Regions from separate parts of the Homo sapiens genome. Here region 1 is linked to region 2. A link is an interaction called in ENCODE POLR2A ChIA-PET data of the cell type or tissue named here. Cell type or tissue: Panc1. All regions are shown on one strand. Links, peaks and the distances in the headings refer to the core of each region. The heading gives the core; the rest is flanking DNA. Region 1 has its middle 18 kb from the start of RASGRP3. Region 2 overlaps LTBP1 (latent transforming growth factor beta binding protein 1).

Region 1 (11,703 bases), core at 2,295-10,294, 170 kb before region 2:
TTTTTTTAAAAAAAGATCACTGATCACAGATCACCAAAATAGATATAAAATATAATAATAATTTAAGACCAGGCACGGTGGTTCACACCTGTAATCCCAGCGCTTTGGGAGGCTGAGGTGGGTAGATTGCCTGAGCTCAGGAGTTCAAGACCAGCCTGGGCAACATGGTAAGACCCCGACTCTACTAAAATACAAAAAAATTAGCCAGGTGTGGTGGCATGTCCCTATAATCCCAGCTACTTGGGAGTCTGAGACAGGAGAACCACTTGAACCCAGGAGGCGGAGGTTGCAGTGAGCCAAGATAGCGCCACTGCACTCCAGCCTGGACAACAGAGCAAAACTCCATCTAATAATAATAATAATAATAATAATAATTATTATTATTATTAAGTTTGAATATTGCAAGAATTACTAAAATGAGAAATGAAGTGAACACATGCTAATGGAAAAATGGTCCTAGTAGACTTGCTTGATGCAGGGTTGCCTTAAACTTTCAATTTGTAAAAAAACATAGTATCTGTGAAGTGTAATAGAGCACAGCATGGTAAAATGAGGTATGCACATGTACAAATAAAAAGAATGAAAGGGCTGGGCACGGTGGCTCATGCCTATAATCCCAGCACTTCGGGAGGCCGAGGCAGGCGGATCACGAGGTCAGGAGTTCAAGACCAGCCTGGCCAACATGGTGAAACCACATTTCTACTAAAAATACAAAAAAAATAGCCAGGTGTGGCGGCAGGCACCTGTAATCCCAGCTTACTTGGGAGGCTGAGGCAGGAGAATCGCTTGAACCTGGGAGGCAGAGGTTGCAGTGAGCCAAGATTGCGCCATTGTACTCTAGCCCGGGCGATAGTGCGAGACTCTGTCTCAAAAAAAAAAAAAAAAAAAAAAAAGAGTGAAGGAGCAGACAGCTTCTACCAGAGGAGGGCTGCTGGAGGCCTCTACACCCCAGCCTCTGTGGGCCCCCTTTCTTCAGCATCCTGGAGAAACTCCCAAATTTCCAGACAAATTGGTCCAGATTAACAATCATCTTCCCCTTTCAGTTCTCTTTCTTTTCCCTGTCTTTTATCTCTTCTCTTTTCTTTCTTTTTATTAAACTTCATTCACTTTTTAAAACATACTAGCTTTAGCATAAATGCATTTACTTATTATAATTCACTTGAATTTACCTTTATGGCAGTGTTTCTCTCTTAACATTCTCTGTCCATCTAATCATCTTCTATAAACTAGCCTAGATTTCTAGCTGAAGCTGGATTCAGTAAAACCTGAGAAGGAAAATTTAGCGTTCATGCCACAAAACACCTTGTTTAGCATAATTACTTACACACAGCTTTCTCCCCCAATTATTTTTATTCCAAAACTATTTGATTTGACAGCAAGTTTCATTCATTTTTGAGGCTCTCACTCCTATAAACGCAGATGAGTGGTAAAGTTAATCTGAATCTAGATCTTCTGAAATGCCACTGTTGATTCTAGGATTCTTTTCATTCTTGAAAAGAGTTTCTTATAGTTAAATAAATAAATAAATAAAAATCCTGAGGCAACCTCTGCATTTCTTCTGAGAATCATTTTAGTGTGCAGAGAATACTATAAGGAGAATTTTCAGAATTATGATTTCCTTTCTATTCAAGCATTAGTATAGTTTGCTATTTCAAAGCAGAACTACAAAGCTGATTCAGGGATAAATGACACAAAGTAAATATTTAAATTCTTTTTCTTGAAATGTGTGATAGCTTAATGCATGAGGTGGGGGCGCAATTTGATCTTCGTGAGAATCACAGGAAAAGTGCAGTTAGAAACTCTACATCTGGCCGGCGCAGTGGCTCACGCCTGTAATCCCAGTACTTTGGGAGGCTGAGGCGGGTGAATCACCTGAGGTCAGGAGTTTGAAACCAGCCTGACCAATATGGTGAAACCCCATCTCTACTAAAAATACAAATCTAGCCGGGCTATGGTGGCGGCTGCATGTAATTCCAGCTACTTGGGAGGCTGAGGCAGGAGAATCTCTTGAACCCGGGAGGTGTAGGTTGCAGTGTGCCGATCGCACCACTGTACTCCAGCCTGGCCAACAGAGCGAGACTCTGTCTTAAAAAAAAAAAAAGAAAAACAAAAAAAAAAAACCTCTACATCCTCTTGTTCTCAAATGCAAACTCTAGGCTTCTTCTGCCTCTTCTCATCTTTGCATCACAGCCTCACTCTAAATCAACAATCAACACAGGCCTCCTTTTGAGTCCACTAAGCTGTTCTGGGTTCACATGGCAGCTCACTAGCACTGGCTGGAGAATGATGCTCACTTTCTTTCTTCATTTGTTTTTTTTTCCTCTTTCCAAATGAATGAATTTTTACATCATGGCTGTAATTATAAAATAGCCATGTTAATTTGATACCAAATCCATCTGCTCAACATTGTACATAATTCTAAACAATGTCAATGTTCCAGTTAATCGCTTTTGCTCTTCACTTTAATTACCAGGTTATCCAAACCCAGCTAGCTAACTGCAAGTCCTGTTTTCCAGCCTTAGTGCCAAACCCCTTGCTCAAGTTTTAATTCAACCATCACAGCCTCTTGGTTATAACCTCGTGAGGCCTGGGCTTTTAACCTCATTTCCATTATTCCACGCCTTTTCTGGAGTATCACTCCCTTTGTCATACATTTCTTAAATAGCACCATGATTTACTTACACTGTATTTGCTCAATCTTTTGACTGTAGTCTCGGTATTACTTATAACTTTGTGTGTAGAAAACTTTTGGATAAAATATTCTTACGGCTTCCTGGGAATCCATAGCAGAGTAAGAATCTGCTGAGGAATGAGGATCTAACATTATTGCTACAAGATTTCTTATTTGTAGATCATAAGGCATAAACTAAGAAAGCACTTTCAGAAACGCATTTTAAAAAGTGGCAGGAGCTGGGCACATTGGCTCACGCCTGCAATCCCAGCACTTTGGGAGGCCAAGGCAGGTGGATCACTTGAGCTTGGGAGTTCAAGACCAGCCTGGCCAACATGGCGAAACCCCGCCTCTACTAAAAATACAAAAATTAGCTGAGTGTCGTGACGGCACCTGTAATTCCAGCTACTCAGGAGGCTGAGGCAGGAGAATGACTTGAACCCGGGAGATGGAGGCTGCAGTAAATAGAGATCGTGCCACTGCACTCCAGCCTAGGTGACAGAGAAAGACTGTCTCAAAAAATAAAATAAAATAAAATAGTGGTAGAGAAATTTCCAGTTTTCCCTAACGTTTTAATTTAAAAAAGGAGTCTTCTCAAAGCTCATCTTTGTGATTGCCAGTCTCATGAATAAAAAGTAATAGATAAGTTTAGGTTGGGGTAAAACTTCTCAAATTGAGAGGCAAGGGATTGGAAGTGAGGGATGGGTGTTGATTCCTTAATACAGACCATCAGTGGTATAAAGCTCAATAAATCTTCTTGGTTGATGGAAATAAACGCGTGGCAGTGAGAAATCAATGCAGAGGAGCATGGATTGCAACACTCGAAAACTATCAACCTAAGCAGTGAAGTTTGATAGGTATTTGAATTCCTGTAAATCCTTTTAGACTTACAAACTAATGGCCAGAATACTCACATTATCACATAGTCTTGTTTCCTTTTATAAAATAAGATGAGCAGGACTCCTGTGTGTGTGATTTATGTTATAAAATACTTAAATCTGGCTGGGTGCGGTGGCTCACGTCCATAATCCTAGCACTTGGGGAGGCTGAGGCAGGCTGATTGCCTGAGCTCAGGGGTTCAAGACCAGCCTAGGCAACAAGGTGAAACTCTGTCTCTATTATAATACAAAAAATTAGCCGGGCATGGCGGCTTGTGCCTGTAGTCCCAGCTACTCAGGAGGCTGAGGTAGGAGAATTGCTTGAACACGGGAGGTGAAAGTTGCAGTGAGCCGAGATCGCGCCATTGCACTCCAGCCTGGGTGACAGAGCAAGACTCTGTCTCAAAAAAAAAAAAAAAATTATATCTAAAAAACAATACATGCCCACTGTAGCAAGTTGAATAGTACAGACATATACATAAGGAAAAATGTAATAACCCTCTTTCCTATCCATTCTCATTTCACTGAGATAACACACATCTTTCTCTATCCTGTATCAAAATCCAATATAGGATAGAAAAAGGTATCTCCTACATATATATGTATGGGGTTCTATTTTCAAATGCAACTTTCAAAACCCCATTACTCTGTAAATTGATTTTTCCCTTAATAATGTATCATGGCCATTGATATTGGCTCCAAAGTCAATCATATAGATTTGATTTATTCTTTTTAATAGTTGCATTCTACTCCACAGTATAGTTATATCATAGTTTATTCATTATCTGAATATTTGAAATGTTCCCAGTTTTTACTTCTATGAACAGTGTTGCACTAAACATCCTGGTACATGTATCTTTAGTTGCTAATGCTTTTATTTCCATTGTATAAAGTTCCAAAATTGGGAGTATTGGGATTGCAAAGTTATTCATTTACAATTGACAAACATTCTTTCCTTGACCGAACTCTAGCCAGGCTCCTCTGAGCTCTCTTCTCAACTAGGCCTCAATCCTGTCCTATAGAGGCTTGAACAAATTCTAATATGGAGTTTAGAGAGAACTGGAGAGAACTCAAGGCTGCCAAAAAAATTTATTGCTTGTTCCAGTCAACACCAGAGGATAAGGCCTCTGTCCCCCAGTCTCTCTGGAAAGACAGAATCCTAACTTCAGCAACTTTCAGCGAGCAGACACAGCTGGCTTCATTGCATTTATACTGATCAACCCTTTGTAATTTTTCACTTTCCTGACTCTACTGAAGCCCTCCTTGTCCCCTCACCACTCCCTTATTCTCCCTTAAAAATGCCCAGTCACTTCTGTACAAATCAAAGTTGAGCTCAGTTCACACTAGACTGTTTTCCCTATTATAATAGTTAAAACTGATTAAAATCTGTCCTTACCACTTTAATTAGTGTTTGGCTTTGTTTACCTTTAATGCTCTATATTTCCAGTTATTTTTCCAAAAATGAACTAAAAGCAATGCAAAGTTATAGACTTAAAAAGTCTTGGCTGGGTGCAGTGGCTCACGCCTGTAATCCCAGCACTTTGGGAGGCTGAGGCAGGCGGATCATGAAGTCAGGAGATCGAGACCATCCTGGTTAACACAGTGAAACCCTGTCTCTACTAAAAATACAAAAAATTAGCAGGGCGTGGTGGCGGGCGCCTGTAGTCCCAGCTACTCGGGAGGCTGAGGCAGGAGAATGGCTTGAACCCGGGAGGCAGAGCTTGCAGTGAGCCAAGACTGCGCCACTGCACTCCAGCCTGGGCAACAGAGCGACAGAGCGAGACTCCATCTCAAAAAAAAAAGTCCGAGAAATGTCCACTTTGAGGATCAAGATTGTAATATGAGAGGCATTAAAATTTATTTCAGCATTATATCCCACCAGGCATATTTATGAAATCATTTATGTTAAAAATGTTAGATTTTTTCATGTAGAATCATAATTTTTTAAAAAATATATCTTAAATCTAACTGATTAAAATTTGTCAAAGTTAAAAGTTAGAGTCTATTTGCCCCCAGTTAGTCCTTATTATCTGCACATACCACAATTTCGATCAACTCTAAAGATCACTGAGGCCATGGAATCAACTGCCGAGTGGGTAAAAACAATTTATTTTAATGAGCAAATGTGAACTGATGTGCTATTAAGGACAAAAATGTTAAGGTTGGACTAAAAATACTTTATTATACTTTCACAGCATGCAATGGTGCTGGTGGAAAAAGGGTCAGTTACCTTCTCACTTGTTTCTACCCTATTTTCTGCACTGTGGCCTTGGTAACTGAAGAGCCCGCTCTTCCACATACCATCTGAGGCAGGAATAGGGTCCACTATCTAAACAGGGACAAGGGGCACCCAGTGTCTACAGCTATACTCCTCCTGGTATGGAATTTTACCTATACCCACCTCTTCTGAATTACACGGCTTCACCACAGAGTTTGATCTGGGGCTTTGTAGTGAGAGGTTGCAATATATCTGTCTATATTTTTAATAGCATATATATTCCATGTTACTGTTAACTGATATGGCTACACCAGCCAACACGCTCTAAAACACAAACAACTGAGCACAAGTTTCCCTGCTGCACAGAAAAAAAATCATAAATTATATTCAATATAAATTAAGGGAAAATTATTCACATTGCCAAAGCATTCTTTGTTTTAGAAAGCTACTCATTAAAGGATTACAAGAAATGTGTGCACCCCTGGTGCACTAAAAATGGCATTCAACCAACCAAAATTCAACTCATACGATTCAAGAACACATTTATTAAGTAAAATAAACATAAGTCCGATTTTGGACCCAACTTACTGGCCCAGATGGTCTGTATCCTTTCTTTCAGAACAAAAAAAAGTGGGCAAGCAGTTCCTAGCTGCCTGTGATAGACAGCTATTTCACAACCTCCCCAGGGTGCGCAAAAGTCACCTGCTATAAATAGCTCCTCAGCACTCACGTCAGAGTCCTCAGTTGAAGGGCCAGGTGAAAATATAAATTGCCTGAAATATGTCCTCTGCATTCTAATTCCATAGGTGACTATTTGCTGAAAATTCTCAGTAATCCTCCTGACAATTTCACTATAAATATACTTTAAAACTTTTTTTAACCATTTTCTGAAGTAGTAGGAGAGGTAGTGTGGTGAGGGTTAAGAACACTGCCCACCAGGAACAGGAAACCAGGATTCTCGTTCCCCAATCAGTCACGTAAGAGCCAAGTAAGTCACTTAAGCCTTTAAGAATAAAATTCCTCATTTGTGAAAGGGAAATGATAATACCCAACTCAAAGGGTGGCAGTGAGGGTTGCAAATAATGCATTCCGCATCAGGATTTTATCTTATAAAAATGACGTGACATTTGTAATATCAAAAAAAAAGGAAGGAAGGAACCTAAAAAAAAGAGGCGATTCATCAAAACAATCTTAATGCATTCATTCAAAGCTGTATACATCATGTAGCCATGAAAAAGATGTAATGGAAAGATGGTCTTGATGCAGTAAGTTTAAAAAGTGGGCTGAAAAAAACACTATGCATTTAGCCCCATTTTTATTACAATAAAGCATGTTTTCAAATGCACATAAAATATCTGCAGTGACAACAAACCATAAACATATATCCACTTTGAAGAAAAAAAGAGGGTTCCAGGTTTTTTTAAAAAAATATGACTAATTTTAGTTGAGTATATTCATTTATAACAAACTTGGATTATGTCTATAATTAAAAATTTAAAACAATGAAGAAAACAATGGGAAATAATTAGCGTGAAGAAAGCACTTAGCGGTCCGGCATGGCGGCTCGCACCTGTAACCCCAGTACTTTGGGAGGCTGAAGCGGGTGGAACACTTGAGGCCAGGAGTTTGAGACCAGCCTGGTCAACATAAGGAAACCCCATCTCTATCCACACCTGTAATCTCAGCTACTTGGGAGGCTGAGGCACAAGAATCACTTGAACCTGGGAGGCAGAGGCTGCAGTGAGCTAAGATAGGCCACTGCACTTCAGCCTAGGTGACAGAGCCAGACTCCATCTCAAAAAAAAAAAAAAAAATAGAAAGCACTTAGCACAATGCCTGGTAGACTTTGACGAATGGTGATTATCATAGTTACTTTTGTGTAGAAGCTACAGAACTCTTTAAGTAAAACAAGTTTACAAAAAACTAGCAGACCTTGGTAACATGCAACCAGTTATGCCTGTGTGTGAATTGGATTAATTATTTTTAGAAAAATGAATTTTTTAAAAATTGTGGTGATTCTCTCATGGGTATATAAATATGTCAAGACCTCAAACTGTGTACTTTAAATATGTGTGGATTATCATATGTCAATTATACATTAACAAACTTGTTTAAAACAGAGTGGAACTAAAATTTTCAACAGGAATAAGATGGAAGACTGAGATCAGAATTTAAAGTTCCTAAGGTCTTTATGCTATTCAGAAGACTGAATATATTAATATTAGACTTTGTTAAATCAAGTATGTATTTTAAAGTTGCAAGTACCACCACTAAAACAAAAGATATGGATTATGTAAGCAATTGAGAGGAAAAATTGGAATAAAGAAAATTTGAAATATCCAAAAGAAGTCAGGAAAGAAAGAATGATAAATCGAAAATTAAAAATAACATTAATATCTCAATAATCACAGTGTAGATGGTCTAAACTCACCATTAAAATGTAAAGACTATCATTAAATAACAAACGAAAAGACAGATCCATTTTTACTCAGTTCAATTCCACAGGTGTAGGGCTATATGTGTGTAGTAAGAGGATCAAATACCTCTCCCCAACTCAACTTCTTTTAACTGCTTTTCTGAAGGCTTGAAATTAATTGAAGGAAAATTCTTTATACCAAAAATAACAAAGGAAAGTAACTTTGGTGGGAAGAGGAGAGGGTGGGAGAAATGGAAAGGGGACAAAGAGAACTGGCAAAGAAAAATAATGTTTCCATGCCATAATTTCAGCAGAAGGGTAAATTAAATGCACGTGAAATTGTCTAACTGATATCCAGCTGGTTTATTGAAAATGATGTATCACTTGCTACCTAAAATGAGACACTCGGGGCAGGGTGGGGCAAACCTCTGGGACCTCCTAGCTGCTCTTCCTCCCCCCAGGAGGTGTCATGGTGAAGATTCCTTTCCTGAATAGTGGAGCTAGAACTCCTTTAAGGAATTTGAACTAAACCAGGCCAGACGATACAATTCATTCGTTCTTTCATAGAGTCTGCAAAACTTGGTTAGATGGTTTTAATCAATCTTATCGGGAAAACAGATGGAAAGTCCTTCCCAGAAGTTAATCCTTCAGTCTTATTCCAAAAGTAGGCCACATGGCTCCTCGGGCGGTCTGCCTTTGGCAGCACTTTCCCAGTCTCCATCGATTTTACACGTGTTGGGACTGATGTTGAGGGAATTGTAGGTGAGATACTAGGAAACTATGGACATTAATGAAGTTCATTGCCTGTAAGCAGCATCTCTCCAGATATCATTCCCAGCCCAGTTATCTACAAATTTGTGATCCCATCCTGATCACTGGGATGATAAAATAAAAATTGCACAGGACTAAGAATCAAAAGATGTGGCTTCTTATACATCCCTGACTTAATCCACTCAAGGGACAGTAACTGAGTCCAGAACATTACTACTATGAGTTCACCTCAATGATCAAGCAACAAGATGAGAATGGCAATATTTGTTTCATGAATTTCTTAAGAAGAATTGAAATAATATAGAAAAATCTTCTTTGAAAAACCATAATATATGGTAAAGTGGACTTTTTTCTTACATCCATAAGACTGTTTTAAGCTTTCATGGATCTTTGCCTACATGACATCATCTCCTATAGAAGAGGGTGAGAAGCTATAGTTGACATCTATGACACTGTTTTCCTGACATTCCCACTCTCCTCCATCACCACATTCAACCACCCCTTATGCCCCCCCTACCTTGGCCCAGATGAGCATGTAACTCAAACTGAGCCAATCATGATCCCTCTCTTTTTTTGGCCACATTTGAGTATTCCAGGAATAAGCATGTGATTGAGGTGGATGATTCCCTAATCAAATGACTCCCTTCCCCAAATTTTTAGGACATAGAACCAGAAAATCCTTTTTCTGTGGCAAATATACAAGGTATAAAACTTACAACCTATTAGCAGTTATATTTTCTGAGGGAGAACTTTTCAGTTAATATTCCAGTTTCAAGTGTAATATGTCTGCCTTTAGGTGGCCCTGGTCCAGAGACCAGGGTCCCCCAGCCTAAACACCCTATATTTTACCCTGTTGAGAGAATAAACTTCCAGCCTTCTGCTATGATGAGAGATGGGTGATCTCCCACTTGGGCAAAAACCCTTTGATCTCTTCTTAATGGGGTTTCAAAAGGAAACAAAGGTAGATAATGTGTGTGTTAAGCCCGTCTTCAGCTGGAAGCTCAAAATCTTTATAATACACTCATTGCTTTTTATAATATTCTTAATCCATTTTGATGTCTCTGGCCCTTGGGGCCCAAATACTGCCATGCCTACCCCAGACCCTCTACCTTGGTCACATCTTTCCAGTCTTATGCTCTATATTTAAAACCATCCCTCCTCCCATAAAAATTCTCCTTTCCTTAGTTACAGGGTTACATCAAACAGAGAAAAGTATAGATGCATTGATGTGTCATATCAAAGTAACAGGAATTGACTCACTCCTCTCTGGACTATGTATGGCTTTTTAAAAAATAACTTTACTTAAAAAGTAGAAGAAGAAGACAGTGAAAATACAGCCATTTCAATCCACAGAGACAACTTCAAAAGAAACCAAACCTGCTGACACCTTGATCTTGAACTTGACATCAGTGTTAAATCAAAGTAACAAGAATTGACTCACTCCTCTCTGGACTATGTATGGCTTTTAAAAAAATAACTTTTACTTAAAAGAAGAAGATGACTGTGAAAAACACAGCCATCTCAATCCACAGAGACAACTTCAAGAGAAACCAAACCTGCTGACACCTTGATTTTGAGCTTCAGCCTCCAGGATAGTGAAAAATAAATTTCTCTTGTTTAACCCAAAAAAACCCCCACTTTTATTGATTTGTATGTGTGTAATTTCAAAAATCATATATGTTTATCATAAAAAACTTTTAAAGTATAGAAAAGTACAAAGGAGAAAAATAAGATCAATTTTAATTACATCTTTTATAACATTATTTTGGCATATACATGTGATAATCTGCAGATGGCCTCCCAAGATCCTTACATATCCTCATGTAGTCCTTGCTCATGCTGAATCAGGACTGACCCTGAGTGACCAATAGGATACATGAAAAGTGATGACGTATGACTTCCAAGGCAAGGTCATAAAAAACCTTGCATCTTTCATCTTGGTTTCTTGAATCTCTCACTCTGAAAGAAGCCAGTCAGATGCCACCTTATAAGGGTATCCAATAAGACCCATGGAGAAGTCCACGAAGAAAGGAACTGAAGTCTCAGCTAACAGCCAGCACCAACATGCCAGCCATATAAGTGAGCCACCTCAAAAGCAGACCTCAGCAAGATGGTGCAATAGTATTTTCCAGCACATATCCCCTTACAGAAACACCAATTTGAACAACTATCCATGCATGAATGTACCTTCTCAAGAACTAAAGAATCCCAGTTGAGATCAAAAACCCTTTGATCTCATCTTAATGGGGTTTCAAAAGGAAACAAAGGTAGATAATGTGTGTGTTAAGCCCGTCTTCAGCTGGAAGCTCAAAATCTTTATAATACACTCATTGCTTTTTAAAATATTCTTAATCCATTTTGATGTCTCTGGCCCTTGGGGCACAAATACTGCCATGCCTACCCCAGTACAGAAATAAGAAAAGGCACATTGAAGAGGGCGAGAAAGAGTGTCATATTACTGATATCATCCCTCCCCCAAGGGGTGCACAGCACAGAGAAAGATACCTTCCCTGTGGGGGAAGGAGAGTGAACTGAACACCCTACTTTGCTATGGACCACAGCATCGGGCCCACTTCAGTGAAATCCAGTGCCAGAGCAGCCCTCATGATCCCAGGCTCTAGGCTAGCACCTGTGGATAAGGGCATCCAGGGCTACCCTAATGCTGGGCCAGCCCCTATGGCCCCAGGCTGCAAGCAGGCCTCTATAGCATCAGGCTGCAGCTCCATTCAAGCACCACACCAATACAACA
Region 2 (8,000 bases), core at 1-8,000:
AATTCCCATGCTATACAATTCCATTTAAAATGTACAATTCAATGGTTTTTAATATATTCACAGAGTTGTGCAACTGTGTGTATTGCTTTTATAATGAGAAAAAAAAATTTAGATGAACCGATCTGTGGCTCACAGACACTCTCTAAAAATACATCGTTTCCCTTTATGTAAATAGATATGCTCTGTATTTAACCACAGCAAGGAGCCACTTTCAGCCAAGCCAACCAATATGTGCTCTAAGTCGCTCGGTCAAAATAAACACAGGTAGCAGGGTTCCCTTTTCTAAGGCTAATTGCTCTAATCTATATTTAAATGAAGTTTAAATAAAAATGGGAAACTTGATCACAGTATTTACCTCTACAGTGCTTGTGGTCCGGAGTCCGGGTATAGCCTTTGTGGCATGAACACATGTAGGAGCCTTCAAGGTTGGAACAATCACCATTTGCGCAGACGTTTGGTTCCAGGCACTCGTCCACATCTTGAAGAATGTTGCGTAATGGAAAGAACAAAAAAAGAAGAAAAAGAAAACATGGATAAAGTTAAATTTGGTTAGAAATGGAAACAGTAGACCTTCAGAAGACCAGGCAGATTCTTAAAGATAAACTTTCAAATTAGCCCAAAGGAGAAAAAGCAGCTTGTCGTGAGCTAAATGGATGACGGTTCTATACTTTAACTTACCTTCTGAAAGTAACTCGGAACCAAATATGCTCTGTGAATAAATTCAAGAAGTAAAGATGGCTTGTTGTAGGGGGGAGGAAGGAAGAGACGGGAGATTTAGTGCAACATCTCTACAAGAAAGCATTTTCCAAAGAACCAAAGATGGGTTGAGGTCTATTTTGGAAATTGATGAATTCAATAGGATGGGAGAGTTCACAAAAGCAAAAGATATGACTCATGACCCAGAGAAATCACAGAGAAGTTTTAACAGAAAGGTGAAAAAGAGTCCAATAAAAAGCTCTAAAATGGCAGTGAATCCATATGATAAAAACCAAGTAATCTAAGGGACAAACACAAGCCTACTGGGCAGTTTGAAGGTAGGGCACACGCTGAAGAGGTAGATAATAATAATAGCACCTAATCTTTATCAAGCACTTGCTACATGTGGGCATTAAAAGCTTTACATACATCATCTCATTTAATCCGAACAAAATCCTTATGGGCCAACCATTTTATGGAGGAAGGAACTGAAGCTTAGAGAAGTTCAATAACCAGCCCAACGCCACATAGAAAATGGTGGTTCTGAGATGTGAACCCAAGCCTATCCTTTTAACCTGACTGTAAGTTTCTGTCACAGGCAAAGTTAAATCTAGTGATAGAAACAGTTAAAGAAAGAGAGAATGTATGAATTGATGTTTGTTTTTATTATTTGCTAACACAGCATTTATATTGAAAATAATCATCTAAAATCTACTTCATTAAAAAATATTAAGTCCCTACTACATATTACTATTTTTCAAAAATAAATAAACATGTAAGTTCTGTGCTCCATTTGAATGGCCCTGGGTAGGTCCACCGTATGTCACAGTGACAGACACTAGTGAGGTATCAATAAGCAAGAACTTAAAGAGGAAAAACTTAAATCACAAAATGCTAAAACTACACATACAATAACACAATTAGGCTTAATCTTATAGGGGTCTATAACATAATCAAAGCATCTTAAGCCTAAGCCAGGCAAACAAGGAGGAAAAGACACGTGACAGCATCTGTTTCACTTTTCAATGCTCACTACACCACGAAAGCAGCAAAGCTTTCTACCCTCTTAAGGCAGTCACAAGCACACTGACAATACAAACCCAGAGTCTAGATTGCATGCATTTGCACTGTATTAAGACTGTATTCTTTCTTACAGTGGAATGCAGAAACGGAGTTGTACTAAAATGTGGCAAACACGTATCTGTGAGTGTGCACACGGGTGTGTTCCCTGCACATACTGAGAAGAGCCAAGGAAATGGCACTGCCTAGGTGCTCTGCGTTGCTTTCACAAAATATCACTAATTATGGTGAGCTGACTCTAGTCCACGATAACAAAAATAGCACTTCCAGACTGACTCATTAACCACCCTTTCCTTGGTTGTGGGAATCCACTTCTGTAAACACTGAAGGCAAACAACTTGAAAGAAGAAGCCAAGCATTGGAGCCAAAGTAAATAATGGGAATGAGCCTAGACACCAGGCATAGAAATTCCAGACAGCAACAGGAAAATGTCATGTTTAGTATCTGGTTTTGTTTCAAAAATGTTAACAAGCTCAGAAATGTATGGATTGCTCTCTTTAATTATTCATGCACCAGGGAAAGTGATTTATAAGGCTGTAGAATATAACAGCAAAATCAATTTCTAAGACCATACTTTCTCTAGGTAAAGTAAATTAACAGACACTGCAGATTACCATTTAGGAGATACTTATAAAACTTCTATTTTTCTAGGCTACTCATGATTAATGATGAAGCAGAATGCCTTGAAATATCTAGGGTAGCCTGATGTGTTTATTCTTTCTTTACTTATTATAGACATAATTGCATGGAACCAGAATTCTGTCAAGCCAATCACCGTAGATAGAACAGTTTGAACTGAAAGTACATTGCCTTAATGAGACTATGCTCCTGAGAAAATAGCAAGACAGTAAAATATCACTAAAGAATCTCTACAAAGAAGGAAGGTCTCCAGAGAGGAACCACACGTAAAAACACTTGGTGGATGCAAATGGTGTAAAATTAATTCAGCATTATATCGTTGGCCCAGATTTCTCTCCTAAACTGTAGAAGCATGCATCCAGCTGGTAAGTCTACTGGACATCTCCTTGATGTCCCCCAGGTACCTCTGAGTCTTTATGGCCAAAACTGACCCCTCCTCTGTCTTTTCTTTATGTTATTTTTCACACCAATATCTAGTACCATTATCTACTCAAATGCCCAAGTCAGAAACCTGAGTCCTTATTTTTACTCTCCCTCTTTCCTCACATTGTTATTGCCCAGGCATACCAATCTGCCCTTCAAATATCTCTCAAATCACCTACTTTCATTCTTTCTCACCCGAGTTACTGCCACAGTCTTTTAATTTGTTTGTCTAAGACTTGGCTTCTCTAATCCATTATCCAGCTTGCAGACAGAATAAACTTTTTTCTAAAATACAAATCTGATAAATGGTGTTGGCTCCTCTACTTTAAAAACCTTCCATGACTTTCAGTGTTCTTCAGTTTAGTCAAGGACACAAACTTGTGGGGCCCTGGGTGGTAATGATAGCAGAAGGCTTGGCCCCCACAGTTCTAGCTTCCAACCCTTGGGAAGATCTCCCATCAATGCCATAAGAAGTGCTATGCTTTGAAAATGGTTTGTCCCTGCTAAAACTCATGTTGAGGCTTGGTTGTCAAGGTGGCAGCATAGGGAAGTCGTGCTTTTAAGAGGTGATTAGTTCATTAAGATAGATGAATGTCTTTCTCTCGAGACTGGGTTAGTTCTCGTGGGAATGAAATTGTTCCCAAGAGAGTGGATTGTTATAAAGTGAGGTTGCCTCTGTGTTTTGCTCTCTTTGCATGCACTTGCTTCACCTGCCACTTCTCCAGCATATTAAGACGCAGCACAAGGCTCTCACCAGAAGTGGCCATCTGATCTTGAATTTGCCAGTCTCCAGAACCATGAGCTAAATCAATAAACCTCTCTTCTTCATAAATGACCTAGTCTCAAGGTGTTCCGTTACAGCAACACAAAATGGGTTATGAAGGAAGCAGGTGGTGCCTACCCACCCCACCATCCACCCCATGGTTGCCTTTTCCCTGAAGCAGAGGGAGATGATTATGCCTCTGGTTTTCATGGTAGAGCTCAAAATTTGTCTTACTCTAAGATATGGTCTTACAGAATGTTCATATTACCCAAATTCTTCCAGTGCATATACATAATGAGTTCAACAGGCCTTTGCGTTTTATCTGTTAGGAAATATAATAAAAAACAGTGTTGATAAAAAAAATTGGTTCTAGCCAGGTGTGGTGGCTCTTGTCTATAATCCTAGAAACTCAGGAGGCTGAGGTGGGAGGGCTGCTTGAGGACAAGAGTTTGAGACCAGTCTGGCCACCACAGCAAGCCCCTGTCTCCACACACAAATTTTTTTTTTAAATTAGCTGAGTGTGGTGGTGCGTGCCTGTAGTCCCAGCTACTTGGGAGGCTGAGGCAGGAGAATCACTGGAGCCCAGGAGTTAGAGACTGCAGTGAGCTGTGATCATGCTGTTGTACTCCAGCCTGGACAAGACCTTGACACTTTAAAAAATAAAAAAAGAAAGAAAAGAAAAATGGATTCTAAATCTCAAACAATTTACCAATGGGCTTTTGAGACATAACAATTTGGCATTTGCCACTCAATGAATTAATTAAACCTCCCAGGGTAAGAAACTTGCCGAGGTATCAGGTCAGACTTGGTAGGCAGATAGTTCAAAGATGTATGCATCCATCTTACAATCCTATCACCCAATCCAAATTGATCCTTCTCATCTACAGTGCCCAGAGAGACTCTAACAAGTACATTGTTGAAAACTAGATGTGCCATGCCCACAGAATTTCCTGGTCTACTCATCTAATCACTGTATCAGGAAAGGCAGTCAGGACAGTCTAGCATGATTTATCCTTAACGAATCCTGACTGGTTCTTATAATCATCACTTCCTTTTTAAAATGTTTCATCTCATCATTTGAATCATGCATTCTACAGTTCTTTGTCAAGATTAACATGAAGCTCAGTGGTCAGTAATTCCCAGACTCCACCTTCTTTTCTTTTTTCTTTTTTTTTTTTTTTTGAGACAGAGTCTCGCTCTGTCACCCAGGCTGGAGTGCAGTGGTGCGATCTCGGCTCACTGCAACTTCTGCTTCCTGGGTTCAAGCGATTCTCCTGCCTCAGCCTCCTGAGTAGCTGGGACTACAGGTGCCTGCCAGCACACCTGGCTAATTTTTTGTATTTTTAATAGAGACGGGGTTTCACTGTGTTAGCCAGGATGGTCTCGATCTCCTGACCTTGTGATCTGCCCGCCTCGGCCTCCCAAAGTGCTGAGATTACAGGCGTGAGCCACCGCACCTGGCCTCCAACTTCTTTTCTTTTTGCGGGGAAATGAGAACATTACTCTCTCCGTATCCTCTGGTAACTATCAATTCTCCACAATTTCACAGAGATGACTCCCAGCTGGCCAGTAATCCCACCTGGCTCATTGTCTCGTTGCCTTGGGGTGTAATTCATCTGGGTGAAGAACCTTTTAAAATTTAAAATTTCCCTTCCTAATATCCTGGGAACATACCAGACTGTCTCAAGCCCCTCCCTGGTGGGCACAGCCCACCATGTACAGAGGGTATTCAGTGGCTGATGTCACCCAGTCATGTTCTCCCCAGCCTGTGCTCACTTACATTTCATGTAGCAGCTGCTTGGGGTTGGCTAGAATTTGTCCCGGAGCAGTAATTTACCTGTATTACTTCCTGTACTTTCAATGAGATGAGTATGTCAACATAGCCAATTATTTCTCTAAGGCTATCCAAATTCAATTTGTTCCTTAATCACCAATACAGGCTTCAGTGAGTGAGTACCACTTGAGATAGGGATAAAGCATCTTATTCTAGCACTACAGCTACATGAAAACACAGGATTATCCCCTACCCCAAATGTGTCATTACTCCAGCGACTCCTCAACTATTCTTCACACATAATCTTTTATATTAAAGAAGATGGAAGAACATATTTGGCAGAAAAGCAAGCATGGCAAAATGAGAGACAGATGTTGGTCCAGCCAGTGTGATGAAACCACCTCAACTGCATTTGAGGTATAGTAGATCCTCAGAATCTCACACCCCCTCTGTCAATTCTGATGAAGTTAAAATATGTGGTAGTAGCAGCAGAGCTGCTGACAAACATTTGTTACATAATCCTCAAAGAATCATCACGGCTTTGCAGAACTGGAGAAGAACCAATGAATGCTATGCACATCCTACATAAAGAGCCAAGGATGATCTCAGAAAAATCCAATCACTAATCCCACCAAATTATTGGCTTCCTACCTCACCTTTCCAAAGGAGCATTTTATCTTTCAGCAAAACTCAACTGCCACTACATATGGTGCAGACTTGCTGTCTCAAACTCTAGAATCCTCAAGCCATTGTTACTGCTGCTTGCAAGGGATGATTCCAGCCCATGTGGCTTTCTCCTTTCTATGCTCTTTTATTTTCCTTATTGTCTTCATTATATTGTTTTGTTCTTTAGTTTTCTTACGTGTACACGAAGGGTACATGAGACATTGTACAGAACAAAACACTGGATTTAGAGATAAAAGATCAGAGGTCACATCCTAGTTCTGACATTTATTACCTATAACCTTTAGTTAGCCCATTCACTTGTTTGGGAATCAATTTCCACACTTGTACTACAGAGATGACTACTGTGAGGATCAAATGATGCCATCATGTCAAAACCTTCATAAACTATACAATGAGAAGGATTTTGTTATAATAATTAATGTTCCCACAAACCATGCTGCCTGCTTTCAAAAGTTGTTGTTGTTGTTGTTGTTGTTGTTTTTATTTTATTTTTATTATACTTTTAAGTTTTAGGGTACATGTGCACAACGTGCAGGTTTGTTACATATGTATACATGTGCCATGTTGGTGTGCTGCACCCATTAACTCTTCATTTAACATTAGGTATATCTCCTAATGCTATCTCTTCCCCCTCCCCTCACCCCACAACAGGTCCTGGTGTGTGATGTTCCCCTTCCTGTGTCCATGTGTTCTCATTGTTCAATTCCCACCTATGAGTGAGAACATGCGGTGTTTGGTTTTTTGTCCTTGCGATAGTTTGCTGAGAATGATGGTTTCCAGCTTCATCCCTGTCCCTACAAAGGACATGAACTCATCATTTTTTTATGGCTGCATAGTATTCCATGGTGTATACGTGCCACGTTTTCTTAATCCAGTCTATCATTGTTGGACATTTGGGTGGGTGTTTTTATAACTGCCAATCTTCTCTGGCATATAGATACACAGACAACAGCTCAATAAATAGCTTAGTGATTGATTAGAAGCATCCTTTAGCATATAATAATGTAGGGATAAAGCTAATGTTTGCACATAAAATATGAAAAAGGTACATGCTGTACTCAGTTGCAATCTTCTATAAAACAAATATCTGCTGTACCAAGTCTTCAATTTTGGATTAGTCTATGAATATTCATATAAGCCATGAAAGTTAACACTGAATCTTCAAATCTGAAAATAAAGCCTAGTGTGAAAAGAACTTCTAGAACAATGAGTTCTCCATGTTTTCTGTCCAAGTTTATTCTTCAAGTTCTCTGTGCCAGGTCTTGGTTAAGACTGTAGCTAATCAGTTGTCAAGTAGACTGAATGATACTAAATTCTTCAAATACCCAAGACCTACATTCACAGAGTTTAAATGGGAGTCAGAAAGTCATTCTCAACTTAATCAGGGGTTAAAAAAGAAAGATTACACTGACAAAATCTCAGAATTTTGTGTTACCGGGTCTCAAGTTCTATCACAAACTGAACTACAAAGCAAGACAACCCCCAAAAGGCTAGCTGCATATATCCAATAGGTGGCATATTCTGCCTTGTGAAGGTGAGCAGAGACAATAAAGTACAGGAATGGAAATAGCAGCATTATTATAGATGCCTGAACATTTGTTAGGAATCACTAATGACCCTACAGAGAAGTATCATGGCTCCCAAGAAGTATATTCCAGCTAAGTAAGAACACTAAGAAGTTGGAAGGAGTCAACAGACATATCACCCTGAACGTGCCCGATCTAGTCTGACCTTGGAAGCTAAGCAGGGTGGGCCCAGTTAGTATTTGGATGGGAGATATTGAACAGGAACCACAAAATTATTTACATTCATAAAAGAATGCTCCAAAAGGCCAGGTGCGGTGGCTCACGCCTGTAATCCCAGCACTTTGGGAGTCTGAGGAAGGTGGATCACAAGGTCAGGAGTTCTAGAACAGCCTGACCAACATGGTGAAACCCC

What was found. Peaks named below come from ENCODE experiments on the same cell type or tissue, not always from the same donor. Only the 100,000 strongest peaks of a DNase experiment are listed, where the experiment ranks them.
Region 1: POLR2A ChIA-PET joins it to region 2 with 5 read pairs; 2 of 35 experiments call an interaction of 5 or more read pairs at or near these places.

What each region holds. Positions count from the first base shown.
Region 1 is chr2:33,452,783-33,464,485 of GRCh38, reverse strand. It overlaps a transcript of RASGRP3 not described here. Among named protein-coding and RNA genes, the nearest start is that of RASGRP3, 18 kb to the left of the region's middle. In Panc1, for the core only: no CTCF peak of the experiment used is centred there; no DNase peak of the experiment used is centred there.
Region 2 is chr2:33,285,638-33,293,637 of GRCh38, reverse strand. LTBP1 (latent transforming growth factor beta binding protein 1) reads right to left here. Exons shown (of 34, transcript NM_206943.4): 20 at 356-478. It also overlaps the pseudogene RNA5SP91. Among named protein-coding and RNA genes, the nearest start is that of MIR4430, 130 kb to the left of the region's middle. In Panc1, for the core only: no CTCF peak of the experiment used is centred there; a DNase peak (open chromatin) is centred at 1,967; H3K4me3 peaks cover 675 bases; H3K27ac peaks cover 1,605 bases.